2 separate regions of the Homo sapiens genome follow, and region 1 is linked to region 2. A link is a loop called in an ENCODE intact Hi-C map of the cell type or tissue named here. Cell type or tissue: CD14-positive monocyte. All regions are shown on one strand. Links, peaks and the distances in the headings refer to the core of each region. The heading gives the core; the rest is flanking DNA. Region 1 overlaps SRCAP (Snf2 related CREBBP activator protein). Region 2 overlaps LOC124903679 (a long non-coding RNA gene).

The links. A loop is a pair of places that touch in the nucleus more often than their neighbours do. Peaks named below come from ENCODE experiments on the same cell type or tissue, not always from the same donor. Only the 100,000 strongest peaks of a DNase experiment are listed, where the experiment ranks them.
Region 1: a loop joins it to region 2, with 2.1 times the contacts of the local background. A loop is called at or near these places in 2 of 110 quality-filtered maps.

What each region holds. Positions count from the first base shown.
Region 1 is chr16:30,711,937-30,719,936 of GRCh38, reverse strand. It overlaps SRCAP (Snf2 related CREBBP activator protein), which reads right to left. Exons shown (of 34, transcript NM_006662.3): 12 at 7,780-8,000; 13 at 7,498-7,675; 14 at 7,122-7,258; 15 at 6,560-6,729; 16 at 6,226-6,418; 17 at 3,735-3,871; 18 at 3,458-3,644. Among named protein-coding and RNA genes, the nearest start is that of SNORA30, 5.4 kb to the right of the region's middle. In CD14-positive monocyte, for the core only: no CTCF peak of the experiment used is centred there; DNase peaks (open chromatin) are centred at 4,016, 4,356, 4,676 and 6,046; H3K4me3 peaks cover 1,848 bases; H3K27ac peaks cover 6,042 bases.
Region 2 is chr16:30,807,377-30,823,751 of GRCh38, reverse strand. LOC124903679 (a long non-coding RNA gene) reads right to left here. Exons shown (of 2, transcript XR_007065052.1): 2 at 1,868-2,895. It also overlaps the pseudogene ADISSPP2. Among named protein-coding and RNA genes, the nearest start is that of ZNF629, 28 kb to the right of the region's middle. RefSeq lists a silencer at 9,128-9,457 and enhancers at 9,478-9,627, 9,498-10,052, 10,053-10,608. In CD14-positive monocyte, for the core only: CTCF peaks have their summits at 9,127 and 9,331 (motif pointing right); DNase peaks (open chromatin) are centred at 9,281 and 10,581; H3K4me3 peaks cover 1,474 bases; H3K27ac peaks cover 2,406 bases.

The DNA of each region.
Region 1 (8,000 bases), core at 1-8,000, 99 kb after region 2:
CTACCAGTTGAGTACCATGCTCACAACCTGAGTAACAGGATCAATCGTACGCCAAACCTCAGCATCATGCAATATACCCCATTTAAGAAACCTGCACATGTACACCCTTACTCCAAAATAAAAGGCTAGGCACGGTGGCTCAAACCTGTAATCCCAGCTCTCTGGGAGGCCAAGATTGGGGAACTGTGTGACCCCAGGAATTTGAGATCACCCTAGGCAACATAGTAAGACCCCGTCTCTACAGAAAATACAAAAATTAGCCAGGCATGTTAGCATGTACCTGTAGTCCCAGCTACTCAGGAGGCTCAGGCGGGAGGACTGCTTGAGCCCAGGGAGCTGAGGCTGCAGTCAGCTATGATCATGCCAATGCACCCCAGCCTGGGCCACAGAACAAGACCCTGCCTCAAAATTAAAAAAAAAAAGGCCGGGTGCGGTGGCTCACGCCTGTAATCCCAGCACTTCTGGAGGCCGAGGCGGGTGGATCACGAGGTCAGGAGTTCAAGACCAGCCTGGCCAAGATGGTGAAACCCCATCTCTACTAAAAATACAAAACATTAGCCAGGCGTGGTGGCACGTGCCTGTAATCCCAGCTACTCAGGAGGCTGAAATGGAGAATTGCTTAAACCTGGAGGGGCGGAGCTTGCAGTGAGCCAAGATCGTGCCACTGCACTCCAGCCTGGGTGACAGAGTGAGACTCCATCTCAAAAAAAAAAATAAAAATAAATAAATAAATAAATAATAGGCGGGGCACCATGGCTTATGCCTGTAATCCTACTACCTTGGGAGGCCAAGGTGGGCAGATCACTTGAGGCCAGGAGTTCGAGACCAGCCTGGCCAACATGGTGAAACCCCATCTCTACTAAAAATACAACCAGCATGGTTGTGCACACCTGTAGTCCCAGCTGCTCAGGAAGCTGAGGCACAAGAATCGAGAATCGCTTGAACCCAAGACGCAGAGGTTGCAATGCGCTGAGACTGCACCATTGTACTCCAGCCTGGGTGACAGAGTAAGACTCTGTATCAAAAAAAAAAAAAAGTAGTAATAACAACACAATGCAGTGTCAAAGATGCCAATTTTACAATGATTTATTGGACATGATGCCAAAAGCACAGCCAACAAAAGAAAAAAATTGATAAATTGAACTACATCAAAATTTAAAACTGGGGGCCAGGTGCAGTGGCTCACACCTGTAATCCCAGCACATTAGGAGGCCAAGGCAGGCAGATTATCTGAGGTCAGGCGTTCGAGACCAGCTGGGCAACGTGGTGAAACCTCATCTCTACTAAAAATACAAAAATTAGCTGGGAGTGGTGGCACACACCTGTAGTCCCAGTTACTTGGGAGTGAGGCAGGAGAATCACTTGAACCCAGGAGGTGGAGGTTACAGTGAGCTGACATCGCACCACTGCACTCCAGCCTGAGCGACAGAGTAAGACTCCATCTTAAAAAAAAAAAAAAAAGCCAGGCACAGTGGCTCACACCTGTAATCCCAGCACTTTGGGAGGCCGAGGTGGACAGATCACCTGAGGTCAGGATTTCAAGACCAGCCTGGCCAACATGGCGAAACCCCATCTCTACTAAAAATACAAAAATTAGCTGGGCGTGGTGGCGCATGCCCGTAATCCCAGCTACTCGGGAGGCTGAGGCAGGAGAATCACTTGAACCCGGGAGGCAGAGGTTGCAATGAGCTGAGATTGTGCCATTGCACTCTAGCCTGGGCAACAAGAGCAGAACTCTGCCCCCCCCACCCAAAAAAAAATTAAAACTAGGTGTGGTAGCTCACGCCTATAATCCCAGGGCTTTGGGAGGCCAAGGCGGAAGGATCACTTGAGGCCAGGAGTTCAAGACTAGTCTAGGCAACATATCAACATCCCATCTCTACAAAAAAATTAAAATAAAAAAATCAGTCAGGCATAGTGGTGCACGCATATAGTTCCAGCTACTCGTCCAGGAGTTTGAAACCAGCCTGAGCGACATGGCAAGACACCATCTCTTCCAGAAAACTAAAAAAAAAAAAAAAAATCAGCAGGGCCGGGTGCAGTGGCTCACATCTGTAATCCCAGCACTTTGGGAGGCCAAGGTGGGCAGATCACAAGGTCAAGAGATGAAGACCATCCTGGCAAACATGGTGAAACCCCATCTCTACTAAAAACACAAAAGTTAGCTGGGTGTGGTGGTGCGTGCCTGTATCCCCAGCTACTCGGGAGGCTGTGGAAAATTGCTTGAACTTGGGAGGCGGAGGTTGCAGTAAGCCAAGATGGCACCACTGCACTCCAGCCTGAGGACAGAGCGAGACTCCGCCTCAAAAAAAAAAAAAAAAAAAAAGCCAGGCTTGGTAGCGCATACCCGTGGTCCCAGCTAGTTGGAAGGCTGAGGCGGGAGGACTATTTGAGCCCAGGAGTTCAAGGCTGCAGTAAGCTATGATCATACCACTGAACTCTAGCCTGGGTGACAGAGATAGACCTTGTCTCGAAAAAAAAAACCACCAAAAACAAGTGTTTGTGCATCAAAAAACACTATCAACATAGCGAAAAGGCAACTTATGGAATGTGACAAAATATTTGCAAGTCATACATCTGATAATGGGTTAATTTCCAAAGCATATAATGAAGTCCTACAGCTCAACAACCACCACACAAACACCCAAAATTAACAAATCTTCAAAAGACATTTCTTCAAAAATATAGACAAGTGGCCAATGAGCACATGAAAAGATCCTTGACAGCACTCATCACTAAGGAAATAAGGAAATGCAAACCAAAACCACAATGAAATACCAATTCACACTCATTAATATGGGTGTAATTAAAAAAAAAGAAATAACAGGTAATGGCAAGGATGTGGAGAAATTAGAACACTTGTGCCCTGCTAGGGTGGAAATGTAAAACATGCAGCTACTATGGAAAACAGTGGAGGTTTTCCCAACATGCAGAAATAGAATTACCATGTTACAGCAATTTCACTGTTAAGTAAATACCCAAAATAAAAAGCAGAGATATTTGTACACCTATGTTCATAGCCTTATTCACAAGAGACAAAAGGTGGAAAGAATCCAAGTGCCCACTGACAGATAAGTGGATAAACAAAATGTGATGCAGACGCTCCTGGACTTACAATGAGGTTACATTCCAACAAACCCTCAGCAAGTAAAGAATTTAATACCCTTTAATACCCTTGATAAGCCCATCAAAAAGTAAAAAATTGTAAGCTGAATCATTCTAAGTCCAGATGCTCCTCAATTTACGATGGGGTTACATCCTGATAAATTCACAGTGAAGTCAAAAAAATATTAAGTTGAACCATCGTTAAGTCACATGGCTAGAGTACAATAAAACTAAGGGAATGATAGGGGAGTCATGAGGATGCAAAAGTCAGACCCCAGTCTAACGAAAAGAGGTACATGGTTGGAGTAATGCCGATAACCTTTACATTTCATATTAATGGAATCATACTTACCTGGAGGGGATGGACATCCGTGGCCCTTAGCACCAGAGAGGCGGTGCTGAAGCAGATGCCTGGGGTGATGAAAGGGGAGGTAACCGGTCGAGGGTCGAACAGATTTGGATGATTGCAAACTTTTCTCAGCTGCATCAAAATGTTGATGACGCTCATGAAATGGCCTGTGGCTAGTGTCTCCTTAGTTCTGGGGAAAGAGGAAAAATAAATGAGACGTCCTAACAGCCACCTACACTCCAATCTCGAGTCCCAGGGCCCACCCTCCTTCCTCCCTTACGTGGTCTGTGCCATGAAGTCATCATAGAGACAGCGTTGACGCTTGGAGAGCCTGCAGCGGATAACATGCTCGTACTTTTTGGGCATCTGCTTCTCAACATCCACCTTAACTCGGCGCAGTAAAAAAGGCCTCAAAACCTAAAAGCAAATTAAGCTGGAGGCTAAACAGGAGAACTCAGGCACCGAGCCCCAGCCTAAGCCCCTCAGCAAACACTAATGGAGTCATACGGCACACCATATCAGACACCAACCACACAAAGATGAGTCAACTGCAAGCCCTCAAGGGATCTGCTGTCTGCTGAAGGAGACAGACACAAAATGATACCATGACACAGGAAGTGATATAAGGAAGCACTGTGGGCAGACCAACTACGCAGAATAGAAAACTCAAACTAGATTTTGAGGAGTAATTGTTAAGTTTACAAGATGATGCAAATAAATCTAGAAGATGAGGAGAATAAAAACTGTGGCCTTGACAGGAGATAAAACAAAAGGCAAATCTGTAATCTCAGAAGATAAAATCTAATAGGACACAGTCATCAATGTCTACAGTGACACGGAAGAAGTAAAGGAACAGAGATAAATGAAGGAAAAGTAATAGTTAAGGAAGACTTCCTGTTTTCTTTTTTTTTTTTTTTTGATACAAAGTTGCGCTCTGTCACCCAGGCTGGAGTGCAGTGGCGCAATCCTGGCTCACTGCAAGCTCTGCCTCCCGGGTTCATGCCATTCTCCTGCCTCAGCCTCCTGAGTAGCTGGGACTACAGGCACCCGCCACCGCGCCCGGCTAATTTTTTGTATTTTTAGTAGAGACGGGGTTTCACCATTTTAGCCAGGATGGTGTTGATGTCCTGACCTCGTGATCCGCCTGCCTCAGCCTCCCAAAGTGCTGGGATTACAGGCGTGAGCCACCGCGCCCGGCCGACTTCCTGTTTTCTAGCTTAGTTTACCGAATGATAGTGATTGACCAAGATGAAGTAGAAATAACAGGCTATAAGGCCAGAGATGTCTAGCTTAGAACAGTGTTGAGTTCAAGAGGAACTCTCAATTAATGATAGCAAATCAGAAATTTAAATACAGGTCAAGTGATCTAGAAAGTCAAGGAATTTTAGTACAGACTGGAGAGTCTTTATCACATAAGAAATAGTCAAAGCCTTAGGAATGAGTAGGCCTGTGAGATATGCAGACTGAGAAGACAAAAAAAGTAAAGATCAGAATGCTGAAAGATGTTGTGATTTAAAAGTTGGGCGAAAAAGGAAGAGCCAAAGAAGACCAGAGAGAGAAAACACCAACAATATGAAGTTGAAGAAATCCAAGCAGGGATCAATCAGCAGTACCATTCTACTCAAAGACAGTAAGGACAAAAACATCACCATTTAAAAAAAAACAAAAAACAAACAGGCTGGGAACGGTGGCTCACACCTGTAATCCCAACACTTTGGGAGGCCAAGCGGGGGCAGGGCGGATCACTTAAGGTCAGGAGTTCGAGACCAGCCTGGCCAACATGGCGAAATCCGCCTCTACTAAAAATAACAAACATTAGCTAGGCATCGTAGTGCAGACCTGTAACCCCAGCTACTCAGGAGGCTGAGGCAGGAGAATCGCTTGAACCTGGGAGGTGGAGGTTGCAATGAGCCAGATCACGCCACTGCACTCCAGCCTGGGTGACAGAGAGAGACTCTGTCTCAAAAAAAAAAAAGCCCGGCACGGTGGCTCACACCTTTAATTCCAGGATTTTCGGAGGCCGAGGCAGGCAGATCACGAGGTCAGGAGATCGAGACCATCCTGGCTAACACGGTGAAACTCCGACTCTACTAAAAATACAAAAAATTAGCCGGGCGTAGGCCGGGCGCGGTGGCTCATGCCTATAATCCCAGCACTTTGGGAGGCCGAGGCAGGCGGATCATGAGGTCAGGAGATGGAGACCATCCTGGCTAATACGGTGAAACCCCGTCTCTACTAAAAATACAAAAAATTAGCCCGGCGTGGTGGTGGGCGCCTTTAGTCCCAGCTACTCGGGAGGCTGAAGCAGGAGAATGGCATGAACCTGGGAGGCAAAGCTTGCAGTGAGCCAAGACCGCGCCACTGCACTCCAGCCTGGGCGACAGAGTGAACTCTGTCTCAAAAAAAAAAAAAAAAAAATTAGCCAGGCTTTGTGGCGGGTGCCTGTAGTCCTGGCTACTCGGGAGGCTGAGGCAGGAGAATGGTGTGAACCCAGAAGGCGGAGTTTGCAGTGAATGGATATTGCAACACTGCACTCCAGCCTGGGCGACAAAGCAAGACTCAGTCTCAAAAAAAAAAAAAAACAGAATTGATGACTAAGATGAGGTCACTCAATCTGGCAATGGGTTAGTCACTAGAACACTGCAGCTTGACAAAGGAGTTTAGCCTGGCACTGACTTCCCTCTCCCCAAGGGTTTCCTGGGCACTGCCCAGGTGCTCAGGAATGGTTCCTTACCATTCCCAATACCCTGACAAACTGTTGCAGGCCCTACCTTGTGGAGGCGTTTGACTAGACCTTCATTATACTCTTGGCTGCCCTCAATCATGCCAGTTAGGGGATTAGAGAACCACTCCTTGAACTCGCGATGAGACTGGAAGACATGGGGCATCAAAAAGTGCATCAAGGACCACAGCTCCATGAGGCTGTTCTGCAAGGGAGTTCCTGTCAGGAGCAGGCGTCTCTGGCTGCAAAGAGACAGAGAGAATCAGAGAGAGTATGGTCAGCAAGCTCCCAACCTTCTGAGCATTCTGATACATTCCTCAACCCAGGCAGCCCTCCCTTCTAGCCAAGTCAACCCTCCCATGAATCCCCATCTCCATCTCCACCTGTTGAAGTTGAGGAGTGACTGCCAGCGCTGTGACTTGAAGTTCTTGATGTTCTGCGCCTCATCCAGAATGAGATAGCGCCAGTTCTTGCGACGGAAGGCCTGGTGGTCCTGCAGCACCAGCTTGTAAGATGTGATACACACATGAAAGGCATTGGGCTTGGTCCAGCCCTGAGGGATCAAAGACAGAAAGTAGCAGATAGTGGGATGAAAAGAAGAGAGCAAAGGGAAGACATGCTAAACTCCTCAAAGGACAGTAATCAGGTTGGAAGAAAAGAGAAAGTCCCAGCAAAAGAATGGAGCGACAGAAAGAGGAGGGGCCTGGGTGCGGTGGCTCACAGCTATAGTCTCAGTACTTTGGGAGGTTGAGGTGGGAGGATCTCTTGAGCCCAGGTGTTCAAGGTCAGCTTGGGTAACATAGTGAGACCCCATCTTTATTTTTACAAAAAATTAAAAAATTTTTTTTAAAAAAGAAAGAGGAGAGAAAGGAATTCACCTGAGGAAAGGGCTTAAAAATAAAGGAGGCATCAATGGGAGGAAAGTGACCACATGAAACATCGAACCTGCCGCTTGAGCTTCCTCTCTTTCTGGGCTCCATAGTAAGTGAGGATTTTAAAGCTGGGGCACCACCGTTTCAACTCCATCTCCCAGTTCAACATCACGCTGGTGGGAACAATGATTAAATGGGGACCCCAGTTACCTGTTAGGCAAAAAAATCAGAGATGGTAAGGAAATGTAAATTCTGTGGTTCTGATTTCTCAGTTATAACCCTGGCCACCCTTTGGCCCTTCCTAGGAATCCTAGCACCTACACTGTCCTCTCTATACAGTTAATGACCGGAGTCAATAAAGCAAAAGTCAATGAAGCTGGAGTCATCACTGAACAAGCTCCCAGGGAGCTAGACTAGGGGGAACAAAAGAAGGGGCCTTGCCTACTTACCTTTCTCACAAGCCAAGTGGGCAAGCAGAGAGATGGTCTGGATGGTCTTCCCAAGCCCCATCTCATCAGCAAGAATGCCATTAAGCTTCTTCTCATACATGGTAACCAGCCAGTCTAGCCCAATGTGCTGGTACTCCCGGAGCTGGCCCCGCAGAAGCAGGGGAATGGGCGTCTTTACCTGTCAGAGAGGAAATATAGGTAACACAATGGAAATGAGGCATTTGTTGTGGGGACATGAGAAAGTCAAGACATGAGAAAGGAGAGGCCAGAACCTGGGGATACCTGGGTCGTGGCCAGCGTGTAACCCTTGGGCTGGAGACTTTCAGCTGCTGCAGCAATGTCAGTAATTTCTTTCTTTGGACCTAGAGTAGTGGGCCCTGGAGTAGGAGGCCCACTGCCTGCATCTGCCTCACTCTGCTCTTCATCCCTGGCAAGCAAGTACTCCACCCCAAAATCATCATCTTCCTCCTCTTCATCTGCTTGGCTCTGTGATTGGGCATCCT
Region 2 (16,375 bases), core at 4,430-12,429:
AGCATTTAATGCTGTTTTTACCTCTGCATATAGCTTTGGCTGTTAATCCTACTTTTTAAATTATTTTCTAAATCGTCTGTTTTTTAATTTTTTTAACTCTTGATTTACATCTTGTCCTAAGGATAATTTGAGGTGCTACTTACGTTTCAAAATTTCTAAGTGGTATGTTTTACATTATTGTTAGTTGTATTGCATTTTGATCTGAGAATGGTTTCTAGAATTTCTACTTTTCAAAATTTACCAAAATATTCTTTGTAGCTTAATAATTATTTAATTTTGTCCACTGTCCATGAAACTTGAAAAGAAGGTGTACTGTTTGTTTTCAGGGTAAGAAATTTATATGTTCATATTTTCTATGTCCTTATTTATTTTTTGATTATTTGTTCAGAAAATGTGTTAGAATATTTCCAATAAAACTGTTTCTCATGTTTTTCCTTGTATTGTTATATATTTTATTTCACAGTTCTTTGTTGTTTATTTAACATAAGAAAAAAAAAAAGGCTGGGCGTGGTGGCTCATGCCTGTAATCCCAGCACTTTGGGAGGCGGAGGTGGGCGGATCACAAGGTCAAGAGCTCGAGACTATCCTGGCCAACATGATGAAACCCCATCTCTACTAAAAATACAAAAATTAGCCGGGTGTGGTGGTGCATGTCTGTAATCCCAGCTACTCAGGAGGCTGAGGCAGGAGAATCGCTTGAACCCAGGAGGCAGAGGTTGCAGTGAGCTGAGATCTCGCCATTGCACTCCTGCCTGGGCAACAGAGCAAGACTCCATCTCAAAAAAAAAAAAAAATTAAACCCATTCGAGGCTGGGCCCAGTGGCTCACACCTGTGATCCCAGCACTTGGGAGGCCGAAGTGGGCAGATCTCTCGAGCTCAGAAGTTTGAGACCAGCCTGGGCAACATGACGAAACCCCTTCTCTAACAAAAAATACAAAAATTAGCCAGACAGGGTGGCATGTGCCTATAGTCCCAGCTACTTGGGAAGCTGAGTGGGAGGATCACTGGAGCCCGGGAGGGAGAGGTTGCAGTGAGCTGAGATCACACCACAGCGCTCCAGCCTGAGCGACAAGAGCGAGACTCCATCTAAAAAAAAAAAAAAAAAAAATTAGGGCTGGGCGCAGTGGCTCACGCCCATAATCCCAACACTTTAGGAGGCCGAGGTGGGCAGATCACGAGGTCAGGAGATTTAGACCATCCTGGCTAACACAGTGAAACCCCGTCTCTACTAAAAATACAAAAAATGGCCGGGCACGGTGGCTCACACCTGTAATCCCAGCACTTTGGGAGGCTGAGGTGGGCGGATCACGAGGTCAGGAGATCGAGACCATCCTGGCTAACACGGTGAAAACCCATCTCTACTAAAAATACAAAAAAATTAGCCGGGCTTGGTGGCGGGTGCCTGTAGTCCCAGCTACTAGGGAGGCTGAGGCAGGAGAATGGTGTGAACCCGGGAGGCGGAGCTTGTAGTGAGCCAAGCTCGTGCCACTGCACTCCAGCCTGGGCAACAGTGCAAGACTCCATCTCAAAAAAAATAAAAATTAAAAATATAGGCCGATTCTTCCTCGTGCTTGGCATTGAGCTCCCGCAGCCGAGCCTGGGTCATGCCTGCCCTGCCCGGCCCCGGGTGCACACTGCAGCCCCTGCAACACGGGAGGCTGCTAAGCGTGAGTGGCGGTGTCCAGCAGGCGCTGTGTGGCAGGGAGGGCATCCATGGCTGCAGCCAACAACGGCAACAAGCCCAGAGTCCGGAGGAGTATCTGCTTTGCGGCAGGCCACGATACAGAGGGCTCCCATGTTGCTGTCGGTTGCTACAGGTGTGAACGAAGGGGGATGAATGCAGAAATGAAGACCAAGACAAAAAGATCTGTTTTGAAAGAAGGGGTCAGGGGGCTCCTTGCTTCTAGTGAACAAGGGCAGCCCTGAGCTTCCACAGCCCTTCGTATTTATTAGGTAGAAAGAGCAGGGAGGGAGAGGTAACGGTTGGTCAGTTGCTTGATTTATCACAGGTACACATAATTGCTTTCTTTGTACAACAGGCTTCAGATGTTCCTATAGGTAATCACAAGGAACACTGCGCTTGGGGCGTGACTGCTCTCAGCACTCCCTCTGTGGGCAGATGCAGCCCTCAGTTTTCCAACATCCTGCTTTCATGAGAACAGTTTTCTGTTTACTCATATAGCCTCCAGTGGTATACTGAGTTGGTCACGACCCACATTTTCTCGACCTGTAATACTCCCAGAGCCACGTCTGCTTTGATGAGAGGCTTCATGACTCGGTGGTCATGGCCACCCAGGACAGCGACAGCAGCTTTCTGGTCAAGGTTGGCTTCCTGAAGATCCTGCGCAGGTATGAGATTACCTTCACTCTTCCCCCGCCCAGTGAGCAAGCACGTCCGTGAGGCACCTGTTCCCAGCCTCTGCATGTCAAGCTCCTCAGCGTTGTTCCTGTCCCTGAAGGTTACAGTGTCAAGTGCGAGTACTCAGCGCACAAAGAGGGTGTCCTCAAAGCCGCGATGCTGCCAGCCTGCGAAGGTGGCGCCGGCGCCTGTGTGAGCGTGGCAGTGCAGGCTGGCGCCAGGGGCCGACACCACGGCATGCCCACCTGCTGGACGGTGTCAAGGGCTCGGGCGCCGCGCTGGAATAAGACTCGCAGCACAGCCACTGGCACGGCTTTGACTGAGGCCGGAGGCCCTGCCCGCCCCGAGCCCTCAGCCTTAAACCCCGCCTGGTCCCCGTGACACGCTGCGTGATGGTGGCTTCCTCGGCCCTCTCCGGGGTGGGCGTGGGGTGGAGTGGCCCTGGCCAGCCTCCCACCTCTGCCTTCATTCCTGCCACCACCGTGCCTCTCCCGTCCTCCTCTTCCACTTCCTCCTCTCCGTGTGCCTCAGGCTCCTGCCAGAAGACATTGGTTGAGCCCACAAGGAGACTGTCTGGGGAAGGGATGGGGAGGGCCTGGGGTGGGTTCTCCCCACTGCCCACCCCAACCCACAGGAGCTCCAGCTAGGGTCTGGGGGAGGATGGAGCTTGCTCTGTGACGTCGTGGCCCCATCACTGCTGCTGCTGCCTGGCGTCAGCCACCTCTCCTGCTCCTCTCTCTTCTCCTCTGCTGTCCACAATGAGTAGGAGGGAGGTGCAGTCCCCACCTCTCACCCCTCAGGTCTGTGTTACTTGGTTTTTAAGTGACTGATTGGGATAGAACCCTAAAGAAATAAAACTTCCAGTGGATACGAAATTATATATATATATGCCCATATGTGTATATATATATATGCCCATGTGTGTGTGTGTGTGTGTATATATATATATATATATATATGCCCATATGTGTGTGTGTGTGTGTATGTATATATATATATATATATATATATATATATATATATATATGCCCATATGTATATATATGGGCATGGTGGCTCATGCCTGTAATTCCAGCACTTTGGAAGGCCAAGACAGGAGGATCACTTGAGACCAGGAGATCAAGACCAGCCTGGTCAACAGAGCAAGACCCCATAAGACCCCATCTCTATCTACAAAAATAAAAATAAAAAATAAAAAGAAATTAAAAATATATTAACAAATTAAAAACAATAAATAGAATTTCTTTATCTGATGGAAAGGATATATATTTTTTAAAAACTAGGCCGGGTACAATGGCTCACACCTGTAATCCCTGCACTTTGGGAGGCCAAGGCGGGCAGATCACAAGGTCAAGAGCTTGAAAGCATCCTGGCGAACATGGTGAAATGCTGTCTTTACTAAAAATACAAAAATTAGCTGGGGGTGGTGGCACGCACCTGTAGTCCCAGCTACTCGGGAGGCTGAGGCAGGAGAATCACTTGAACCACAGAGGCGGAGGTTGCAGTGAGCTGAGATCACGCCACTGCATTCCAGCCTAGGTGATAGAGTGAGACTCCATCTCAAAAAAAATAATAAAAACCCAAAAAACTAACTACTACAACTAATAAATGAATTTAGCTCTGTCTAGGATACAAGTTCAATATACAAAAATCAGTTGCAGTTTTTCAGCTGTAAATTTTGTGTACCATTAGTGACAACTGGAAAATAAAATGTAAGGGATTTCCATTCTTATTATTCTTATTCAACAAAGTGCTGGAAGATCTAGCCAGTGCAAGAGGGCAAGAGAAGAAAATAAAAGGCATGCAGATTGGAAAGGAAGAAATAAAACTCACTATTTGGAGATGACATGATTGTCTACAGAGAAAATATGAAGGAATCTACCAAAAAACTCCTGGAACTAATGAGTTCAGCAAGGTCTCAGTGTACAAGACATAGATTGGAAATATCAATTACATTTCTATACGCTAACAATGAACAGGTGGACACTGAAATGAAAAATATAATATGTGCCAGGCATGGTGTCGCACACATGTAATCCCAGCACTTTGGGAGGCCGAGGCGGGCAGATCGCTTGAGGTCAGGAGTTTGAGACCAGCCTGACCAATATAGTGAAACCTCATCTCTACTAAAAATACAAACATTGGCCGGGCGTGGTGGCTGGGCGTGGTGGCTCACTCCTGTAATCCCAACATTTTGGGAGGCCAAGGTGGGCAGACCACCTGAGGTCAGGAGTTCAAGACTAGCCTGGCCAACATGGCAAAACTCCATCTCTACTAAAAATGCAAAAATTAGCCAGGTGTGGTGGCACATGCCTGTAGTCCCAGCTACTTGGGAGGCACAAGAATTTCTAGAACCCAGGAGGTGGAGGTTGCAGTGAGCTGAGATCGCCCCACTGCACTGTAGCCTGGCTAAACTGTCTCCAAAAAAAAAGAAAAGAAAAGAAAAGAAAAGAAATAAAAATATAATATGACTTACAGTCTCTCAAAACAAGAAAAAGGAAATATGTAAGTGTAAATCTAATAAAATATGTATAGGACTTCTATGCTGAAAAGTACACAACACTAATAAAAGAAATCAAAGATCTGTATAAATGGAGAGACATACTACGTTCATGGATCAGAAGACTCACTATAGTAAAGATATTAATTCTCCCCCAAATTGTTATACAAGTTTAATAAAATGTCTATTAAAATCCCAGCAAGGTTTCCTTGTGGGTTTTGTGTTGGTTTGTTTGTTTTTATTTTTTAAATTTATGTATTTATTTATTTATTTTTAGATGGAGTCTCCCTCTGTCACCCAGGCTGGAGTACAGTGGCGCAATCTCAGCTCACTACAACCTCCGCCTCCCGGGTTCAGGCAGTTCTCCTGCCTCAGCCTCCTGAGTAGCTGGGGTTACAGGCACCCGCCACTACATGTGGCTAATTTTTGTATTTTTAGTAGAGACGGGGTTTCACCATGTTGGTCAGGCTGGTCTCGAACTCCTGACCTTGTGATCCGCCTACCTCAGCCTCCCAAAGTGCTGGGATTACAGGCATGAGCCATCGCGACAAGCCTTGTTTTTGTTTTTTAGACAGAGTATTGCTCTGTTGCCCAGGCTGGAGTGCAGTGGTGAGATCTCGGCTCACTGCAACCTCCGCCTCCCGGGTTCAAGCAATTCTCCTGCCTCAGCCTTCCAAGTAACTGGGATTACAGGCGTATACCACCACGCCCAGCTAATTTTTGTATTTTTAGTAGAGACAGGGTTTTGCCATGTTGCCCAGGCTGCTATCGAACTCCTGGCATCAAGGGATCAGCCCACTTCAGCCTCTCCAAGTGTTGGGATTACAGGCGTGAACCACTGCACCCAGCCCCAGCGAGATTTCTTTGTAAATATAGACAAGATTATTCTAAAATTTATATGAAAAGGAGAGGAAACTAGAATAGCTAAAACAATTTTGAAAAAGAAGAATAAAATAAAAAGAATCATCACTAGATTAAAAACTTATTATATAGCTAGAGTAATCAAGACTCTATTGGCAGAAGAATAAATCACTGGAACAGAATAGAGAGCCTAGAAGCAGACCCATATATATATTTCCAACTGATTTCTTACAAAGTTGCAAAAGCAGCCAGGTGCAGTGGCTCATGCCTGGAATCCCAGCACTTTGGGAGGCTGAGCCGGGTGGATCGCCTGAAGTCAGGAGTTCGAGACCAGCCTGGCCAACATAGTGAAACCCTGTCTCTACTAAAAATACAAAAAATTAGCTAGGTGTAGTGGTGGGTGCCTACTTGGGAGCTACTTGGGAGGCTGAGGCAGAAGCTTGAACTTGGGAGGCGGAGGTTGCAGTGAGCCGAGATCGTGCCACTGCACTCCAGCCTGGGTGACAGAGCGAGACTCCGTCTACAAAAAATAAAAATAAAATACAAAAAAATGGCCGGGTGCAGTGGCTCACACCTGTAATCCCAGCACTTTGGGAGGCCAAGGCAGGCAGATCACATGAGGTCAGGAGTCGGAGACCAGCCTGACCAACATGGAGAAACCCTGTCTCTACTAAATATACAAAATTAGCCGGGCATGGTGGCACATGCCTGTAATCCCAGCTACTTAGCAGGCTGAGGCGGGAGAATCACTTGAACCCAGGAGGCGCAGGCTGCAGTGAGCCGAGATTGCACCATTGCACTCCAGCCTGGGCAACAAGAGCGAAACTCTGTCTCAAAAAAAAAAAAAAAAAAAAATTAGCCGGGCATGGTGGTGCCTGTCTGTGGTCCCAGCTGCTTGGGAGGCTGAGACAGGAGAATTGCTTGAACCTGGGAGGCAGAGGTTGTAGTGAGCCGAGATCTCACCACTGCACTCCATCCAGGGTGACAGATGAGACTCCATCTCAAAAACAAACAAACAAACCAACAAACCAACAAAACAAAATTAAAAAACCAAAGGCAATTCAGTGGTGCTTTTCAACAGGTGGTGTTAGAGTAATTAGACATCCATAGACAAAAACACAAAACCCTAAAAACCCGTACACAAAAATTAACTCCAAATGAGTTACAAACTTAAATGTAAAATGTAAAAACTATAAAACTTTCAGAAAAAAACAGAAGAGTATCTTAAGGTTCTAATGTTATACAGAGTTCTTGATACCTAAAGCATAATTCATAAAAGGAAAAAGTGACACATTGAACTTAATCCAAATTTAAAACTTTCTGAAACATAGGCTGAGGCACCAGAATCACTTGAGCCCGGGAGGTGGAGGTTGCAGTGAGCTAAGATCACTCCACTGCACTCTAGCCTGGGCAACACAGCGAGACCCTGTCTCAAAAGAAAAAAAACCCCACAACTTTCTGAAACAGCTTTATTGAGATATAATTCACATACCATATAATTCACCCATCTAAAGTGCACAATTCAATGGGTTTTTGTTTACTATATTAACTTTTTTTTTTTTTAGATGGAGTCTTGCTCTGTCGCCCAGGCTGGAGTGCAGTGGCACAATCTCGGCTCACTGCAAGCTCCACCTCCCAGGTTCACGCCATTCTCCTGCCTCAGCCTCCCAAGTAGCTGAGACTACAGGAGTCCACCACCATGCCGGCTAATTTTTTTGTATTTTTAGTAGAGACAGGGTTTCACCGTGTTAGCCAGGATGGTCTCAATCTCCTGACCTTGTGATTCGCCCGCCTCGGCCTCCCAAAGTGCTGGGATTACAGGCGTGAGCCACCGTGCCCGGCTAATTTTTTTTTTTAATGGAGTTTCACTCTTGTTGCCCAGGCTGGAGTGCAATGGCACGATCTCAGCTCACCACAACCAATGACTCCTGGGTTCAAGCCATTCTCCTGCCTCAGCTTCCCGAGTAGCTGGGATTACAGGTGTGCACCACCACACCCAGCTAATTTTTGTATTTTAGTAAAGACGGGTTTTCTCCATGTTGGTCAGGCTCGTCTTGAACTCCCAACCTCAGGTGATCTGCCTGCCTCAGCCTCCCAAAGTGCTGGGATTACAGGCATGAGCCACCATGCCTGGCCTACTATATTATTACTTTTTAAAAACTGTGATAAAACCGGTCAAGCATGGTGTCTCATGCCGGTAATCCCAGCACTTTGGGAGGCTGAGGCAGGCAGATCACTTGAGCTCAGGAGTTTGAAACCAGCCTGGGCAATGTGGCAAAACCCCATCTCTAAAACACAAGCAAACAAACAAAAATTAGCCAAGCGTGGGCCAGGCGTGGTGGCTCATGCTTGTAATCCCAGCACTTTGAGAGGCCGAGGCAGGCGGATCACCTGAGGTGAGTTTGAGACCAGCCTGGCCAACATGGCGAAAACCTATCTCTACTAAAAACACAAAAATTAGGCCAGGTGTGGTGGCTCACACCTGTAATCCCAGCACTTTGGGAGGCCAAGGCGGGCGGATCACCTGAGGTCAAGAGTTCGAGACCAGACTGACCAACATGGAGAAACCCCGTCTCTACTAAAAATACAAAAATTAGCTGGTGTGATGGCACATGCCTGTAATCCCAGCTACTCGGGAGGCTGAGGCAGAAGAATCGCTTGAACCCAGGAGGCGGAGGTTGTGGTGAGTTGAAATCGCGCCACTGCACTCCAGCCTGGGCAACAAGAGCAAAATTCCATCTCAAAACAAAAAAAGAAGTGTAACTAACAACATCAGGTGGTGGGACTCGGACATTTTTGGACCCCCCATACCTTCACCCACACCTCGGAGAGCAGATGTTTTGAATTGGAAACATCGAATTTTCAGTCCACCTAGAGTAAGCCCTTTGTCGGCTCAGCTTCTTGAACGTATGCATTTCATGCTCACCACATCCAAACTGTAAGGCTCCATCCAACCAACCAACCAAAATCCCTGTCCTGGACGGGAGCGGTGGCTCCCGCCGGTAATCCCAGCACTTTGGGAGGCCGAGGCGGGCGGATCACTTTAGACCATCTTGGCCAGCATGATGAAACCCCATATCTACTACAAATGCAAAATTTAGCTGGGTGTGGCGGTGCACACCTGTACAGCTACTTGGGAGGCTGAGTTGGGAGAATCGCTTGAACCCGGGAGGCAGAGGCTTCAGTGAGCAGATCATACTACACTGCAGCGTGGGTGATTAAGTCAGACTCTGTGAAAAGAAAGAAAAAGAAAGGAAAGAAAGAAAGGGAAGGAGGGAAGGAGGGAGGGAAGGAAGGAAGGAAAAAACCTCCCTGTCCTTTTGGCCCTGAAGGGACCTTCGCTTTCCAAAGGGCTATGGCAAGAAGGGTGGGTCGCAGCCACGTCACCGGCGGGAGGGTCGGCAAGGACGGTTGCTAGGTCGCCGCACAGCTTCCGCCGCGGAGAGAACCAAAGGACTGGGAGGAGAAGTGAACGCCCGCCCCATCCACGGTGCGGCCTGGGATTGGCTCACCGTTGTAAAGCCATGCCCCCAACCCGGGCAGCGCCGCGGCCACCCGCCCGGTTCCGAAACGGACCAGCAGGGGGCGGCCTGCACGTCCTGGCCGTGGCTCCTGCCCGTGGAGGCGACCCCAGCGGCCCAGACAACTAAGACCCGTGTTGCGTAATCTCCCCGGCCCCGCCCAGGGAGAGGTGCCTCTGCCCCCGGGGACCCTGGCGAACGCACGTTCCCCTGTTGATCATTCAGGCTGCACTGTGGACCCGGAAGTCTGGGTCCAGATCCAGCGAATTCGGAGAATCCTCAGCGGCCCCTCGTCTAAGCCGCAGCAAAAAAAGGGATTGGACTCACTGGACCACCTCCAAGGAGCCTGTCCAGTCTGACAGGCCCTATTTCTCATGGAAGACCCTGGGCTTCTCTGGCCTGAAGTTGAGAGCTGGCCCTGGCTCTGGCATTCCCTCTCTGAGTGGCCTTGGGCAAGTTATAGCCTATTTCTGAGCTTGTTTCCTCATCCTATTGTTAAGTCCTATGAGGGTTAGATGTCCTCAAAGGTCCCTTCCAGTTCTTAGCCATGAAACAGACTTGATAACATGTGGAAATCTCTGACATGTTAAATCTCTGACACGTAAATCTCTGACATGTTATGCTATTTAGCCACCTTCACCTTCTTTTCTTTTTTTTTGAGACTGAGTCTCGCTCTGTCGCCCAGGGTGGATTGCAGTGGTGCGATCTCAGCTCACTGCAACCTCCACCTCATGGGTTCAAGCGATTCTCCTGCCTCAGCCTCCTGAGTAGCTGGAATTATAGGCATGCACCACCACATCCAGCTAATTTTTGTATTTTTAGTAGAGACGGTGTTTCACCGCGTTGGTCAGGCTGGTCTTGAACTCCTGACTTCAGGTATCCACCCACCTCGGCCTCCCAAAGTGCTGGGATTACAGGCATGAGCCACTGTGCCTGGCCCTCTTTTCTTTTTTTTTTAATACAGGGTCTCACTCTGTCGCCCAGGCTGGAGTGCAGTGGCACAATCCTAGTTGGCTGCAGCCTCCAACTCCTGGGCTCAAGCAATCCTCCCGCCTCAGCCTCCCAAGTAGCTGGAACCACAGGCACACACCACAATGCCCGGCTTTTTTTTTTGGAGAGACGGGGTCTCACTATGGTGCCCAGCCCCACCTTCACTTTCTGTACACAAAAATTCTAGAAAAGGAGGGGAAAGGCTGGGTTGGCACCTAAAAATAAAATAGGGACTGTCAACAGATCCCTGAAAGAGTGCCTGCCTGCACTAAGGGGATGATGCTGGAGAGGATAATGGAATGTCCATTGTACTCTAACCCCCTCATTTTGCAGATGAGGAAACTTTGACAGCAGCTAAGTCACATTAGGAGGAAAAACCCAGGTTTTCTGATTTCATAATCAGTTCCTTTACAAAGTGTTAGGAAATAGAAGGCATAAATATGTTAAAACAGAGAAAGAAAATTATCCACAGGAATAAAAGCAAACAATTTAATTTGTAGCACTTCCCACTTTGGTGTACTTAGGATTTCTATCCTGCCTACATTCGTGGTGACTTACAAAGCAAAAATAGAGCAATAAAAAATAAAACAGAAGTGAGTTATCTCTCTCTTCTGCTTTTTCATCTATCACCACTGCCCCATTGTCCCCTCCAGAAGAGCTTCTAACCCCTACCCTAATGTTCCAAACTGACCTTTGTAATCTTTTTTTTTTTTTTTTTTTTTGAGGCAGTCCCAGCTACTCAGGATGCTGAGGGGGTGAAAATTGCTTGAGCCCAGGAGTTTGAGACCAGCTTGGGCAACACAGCAAAACTCCATCCAGCACTTTGGGAGGCCGAGGCAGGTGGATCACTTGAGGCCAGGAGTTGGAAACCAGCCTGGTCAACATGGTGAAACCCCATCTTTACTAAAAATACAAAAAATTTGTCAGGCGCAGTGGCTCATGCCTATAATCCCAGCACTTTGGGAGGCTGAGGCGGGCAGATCACCTGAGGTCAAGAGTTTTGTACTAAAATACAAAAATTAGCTGAGTGTGGTGGCAGGTGCCTGTAATCCCAGCTACTAGGAAGACTGAGGCAGGAGAACTGCTTGAACCCAGGAGGTGGAGGTTGCAGTGGGCCGAGATTGCACCACTGCACTCTAGCCTGGGCAACAGACTGAGACTCTGTCTCAAAAAAAAAAAAAAAAAAAAATTAGCTGGGCGTGGTGGCATGCACCTGTAATTCCAGCTACTTGGGAGGCTGAGGCAGGAGAATCACTTGAACCCAGTAGGTGGAGGTTGCAGTGAGCCGAGATCGCACCATTGCACTGAAGCCCAGGTGACAGAGCGAGCCTCTGTCTTAAAAAAACAAAAACAAAACAAAAAAAAAACTAGATGAAGTGTATGATATGTGAATTACATCTCAATAAAGCTGTTACATCAAAAGAGGCACACCAAAAAGTAAAACAAAACCAACCAATATGTGCCTGTGTTTCTTCCCTAGGTTCTGTGTGGCTACATCCTTTCACTCTGGGGAGATCTGGGGTGCGGTTCTCGGCCATCTGCTCCTGCAGATGTCTTCCAAATCTCCAAGTGTGTCCCCCCACAGCGTCCCCATCTCCCACTCAGCCACCACTTTACACTCTACCCAGCTCCACTCGGTGGAAGGAAGCATGCCAGCTCCCCTGATCTCCTGCACGCCCGCCTTGGCTGCCACCTAATTTCTTGGCTACCCAGGATGGAGTTGGGATAGAGAAGGGGAGAACAGAAAAGGCAGAAGACAGGTGAGTCTTGCTGGAGATTGGAAAAGGGAGAAACTTCCTAGAGCAAACTAGATAAGAACAAAAGACAACTTTGAAAAGGAAAAGATTCCTTAATATTTTGTTATATTTTTCCCTTCTGGACTTCAAGTGTTTGAGTAGCTTTTTTCATGGCTGTCTTACTTCTGGAAGTGATTTTGGAGGGAGCATAATTTTATTTTATTTTTTTTGAGATGGAGTCTCACTCTGTTGCTCAGGCTGGAGTGCAGTGGCATGATCTCGGCTCACTGCAACCTCTGCCTCCCGGGTTCAAGCTATTCTCCTGCCTCGGCCTCCCAAGTAGCTGGGACTACAGGTGCGTGCCACCATGCCCGGCTAAGTTTTTGTATTTTCAGTAGAGACAGGGTTTCACCCTGTTAGCCAGGATGGTCTCCATCTCCTGAACTCATGATCCGCCCGCTTTGGCCTCCCAAAGTGCTGGGATTACAGGTGTGAGCCACTTCACCTGGCTGGGAGCATCATTTTAATAGTTTATTTACACAGCTGTGAATTAAACATCTACTTCCTTTTTTTTTTTTTTTTTTTTGCTTTGTTTTTGAGACAGGGTCTCACTATGTCACCCAGGCTGGAGTGCAATGGCACAATCTCAGCTCACTGCAACCTCTGCCTCCTGGGGATAAGTAATCCTCGCACCTCAGCCTCCCAATTAGCTGGGACCACAAGAGCACATCATCATGCCTGGCTATTTTTTTTTGTACTTTTAGTAGAGACGGGGGTCTCACTATGTTGCCCGGGCTGATCTCAAACTCCTGAGCTCAAGCAATCCACCTGTCTTGGCCTCCCAAAGTGCTGGGATTACAGGCATGAGCCACCGTGCCTGGCCTAAACATCTACTTTCTTTATGACTTTATTAAAAGTCCACCTTCGGCTGGGCTCAGTGGCTCACCCCTGTAATCCCAGCACTTTGGGAGGCCGAGGCAGGTGGATCACCTGAGGTCAGAAGTTCGAGACCAGCCTGACCAACATGTTGAAACCCCATCTCTACTAAAAATACAAAAATTAGCCGGGTGTGGTGGCACATGCCTGTAATCCTAGCTACTTGGAAGGCTGAGGCAGGAGAATCACTTGAACCCGGGACACAGAGGTTGCAGTGAGCTGAGATCATGCCACTGCATCCCAGACTGGGCGACACAGCGAGACTCTGCCTTAAAAAAATAAAATAGCCGGGCGCGGTGGCTCACGCCTGTAATCCCAGCACTTTGGGGGGCCGAGGTGGGCGGATCACGAGGTCAGGAGATCGAGACCATCCTGGCTAACACGGTGAAACCCCGTCTCTACTAAAAATACAAAAAATTAGCTGGGCGTGGTGGCGGATGCCTGTAATGCCAGCTACTTGGGAGGCTGGGGCAGAGAACTGCTTGAACCCAGGAGGCGGAGGTTGCAGTGAGCCGAGACCGTGCCACTGCACTCCAGCCTGGCGACAAAGTGAGACTCTGTCTCAAATAAATAAATAAATAAATAAAATAAAATAAAATAAAATAAAATAAGGCTTGGCATGGTGGCTCACATCTGTAATCCCCAGAACTTTTTTTTTTTTTGAGACAGAGTCTTGCCCTGTTACCCAGGCGGGAGTGCAATGGCACGATCTCGGCTCACTGCAACCTCTGCCTCCTGGGTTCAAGCTATTCTCCTGCCTCAGCCTCCTGAGTAGCTGGGATTACAGGTGTATGCCTCCACGCCCAGCTAATTTTTGTATTTTCAGTAGAGATGGGGTTTCACCATGTTGGCTAGACTGGTCTCAAACTCCTGACCTCGTGATCCACCCTCCTCAGCCTCCCAAAGTGCTGGAATTACAAGCATGAGCCACTGCACCTGGCCCTTGTAATCCCAGAACTTTAGGAGGCAGAGGTGGGTGGATCACCTGAGGTCAGGAGTGCAAGGCCAGCCTGGCCAACATTGTGAAACCCCATCTCTACTAAAAATACGAAAATTAGCTGGGCATGGTGGTGTGTACCTTCAATCCCAGCTAGTCAGGATGCTGAGAGGCAGGAGGATCGCTTGAACCCAGGAGGCAGAGGTTGCAGTGAGCCGAGATCATGCCACTACACTCCAGCCTGAGTGACAGAACGAGACTCTGTCTCAAAAAAATAAAATAAAATAAAAATTTAAAAAGTCCACCTTCTCAGAGAAGTCTCTACTGGCCCACCTATCCAAAATTTCAACATCTTCCCTGACCCCACTTTATTTTTCTCATTATTTTCTTTGTTATCTGTCTTTCTTAACAGAATTTAATCTCTAGTAAGGGTAGCAATTTTTGTTTTTAATTTTTACCTGTTTTGTTCACAACTACAGTGGTCACGAGAGCCCAGAGTAAATGCTCTGTAAGTATTTACTTATTGAATGAATGAATGAATGAACCTACTGTATACTGGGCAATTTTGTGATAAAGGAAAGTCTTGTTTTGTTTAGACAGGCTCTTGCTCTTTCTCCCAGGCTGGAGTACAGTGGTACAATCACAGCTCACTGCAGCCTTGAACTCTTGGGCTCAAGTGATCCTCCCACCTCAGCTTCCAGAGTAGCTGGGACTACAGGCGTGTGTCACCATGCCCAGCTAATTTTTTTTTTTTTTTTTTTTTTTTTGTAGAGACAGGGTCTCACTATGTTGCCTAGGCTGGTCTTGAACTCGTGGGCTCAAGTGATCTGCCTGCCTTGGCCTCCCAAAGTGCTGGGATTACGGGCATGAGCCACCACGCCCAGCCTGGAAAGTCTTAAAATAATTTTGTAAACCTGACAGATTTATGGCTGGGAGGCAAGGGAGATAAAGAGGCCAATTTTTCACTTGTGTGGACACATCTAAAATAACTCTGGGTACAAGGAGAGAACATCTAGAATGACGCTTGGACAGTGAGAGACTAGGGCCATGGACCCACAACTCATACATTAACAGTTTCTTTGACTGGCTTATTTCATGGAGACACAGAAGACAGGGTGAATGCTAGACAACTCTCTGACTACCAGGACTGCCTTCTGATCCAAGCTCAGTGTCATTTTAAATTTTGCAAAACTGGCTGGGCGCAGTGGCTCACGCCTGTAATCCCAGCCCTTTGGGAGGCCGAGGCAGGCGGATCACCTGAGGTCAGGAGTTCGAGACCAGCCTGCCCAACATGGCGAAACCCCGTCTCTACTAAAAATACAAAAAATTAGCCAGGCGAGGTGGTGGGCATCTGTAATCCCAGCTACTCAGGAGGCTGAGGCAGGAGAATTGCCTGAACCCGGGAGGCAGAGGTTGCATTGAGCCAACATCGCGCCGCTGCACTCCAGCCTGGGCAACAACAGAGAAACTCTGTCTAAAAAAAAAAAAAAAAAAAAAGTGCAAAATTACATAGCATTTTAAGCTTCACTTCCCTCTTCTGTAAAATATGATGACAACACTTTCCTATGTGTAAGGATTCAGTAAGATAAAATGTGAAAGTGGCTGGGAACTGCAGCTCATGCCTGTAATCCCAGGACTTTGGGAGGCTGAGGTGGGAAGATCACTTGAAGTCAGGAGTTTGAGACCAGCCTGGGTAACAGAGCGAGACCCTGTCTCTACAAAAAATTAATTAATTAATTTTTTTTGAGACAGGGTCTCACTCTGTTGCCCAGGCTGGAGTGCAGTGGTGCGATCTTAGCTCACTGCAACCTCTACGTCCTGGATTCAAGCGATTCTCCTGCCTTAGCCTCCTGAGTAGCTGGGACTACAGGCATGTGCCACCCAACCTGGCTAATTTTTTTGTATTTTTAGTAGAGACGGGGTTTCACCATGTTGGCCAGGCTGGTCTCGAACTCCTGACCTCAAGCTATCCACCCACCTCAGCCTCTCAAAGTGCTGGGATTACAGGCTTCAGCAACCCGGCCCAGCCAAAAAATTAATTAAAAAAAACAAAACAAAACAAACAAAAAAAAACAAAAACCAGGCCGGGCGTGGGGCTCATGCCTGTAATCCCAGCACTTTGGGAGGCCGAGGTGGGTGGATCACGAGCTCAGGAGATAGAGACCATCCTGGCTAACACGGTGAAACCCCGTCTCTACTAAAAAAATACAAAAAAATTAGCCGGGCGCGGTGGCGGGCGCCTGTAGTCCCAGCTACTCGGGAGGCTGAGGCAGGAGAATGGTGTGAACCCGGGAGGCGGAGCGTGCAGTGAGTGGAGATGGCGCCACTGTACTCCAGCCTGGGTGACAGAGCGAGACTCTGTCTCAAAAACAAAACAAAAACCCAGATGTGGTGGCATGTGTCCATGGTCCTAGCTACTTGGGAGGCTGAGGCAGAAGATTGCTTGAGCCCAGGAGTTTGAGGCTACAGTAAGCTATGATCACACCACTGCATTCCAGCCTGGGGGAAAGAATGAGGCCCTATCTCTAAAAAAA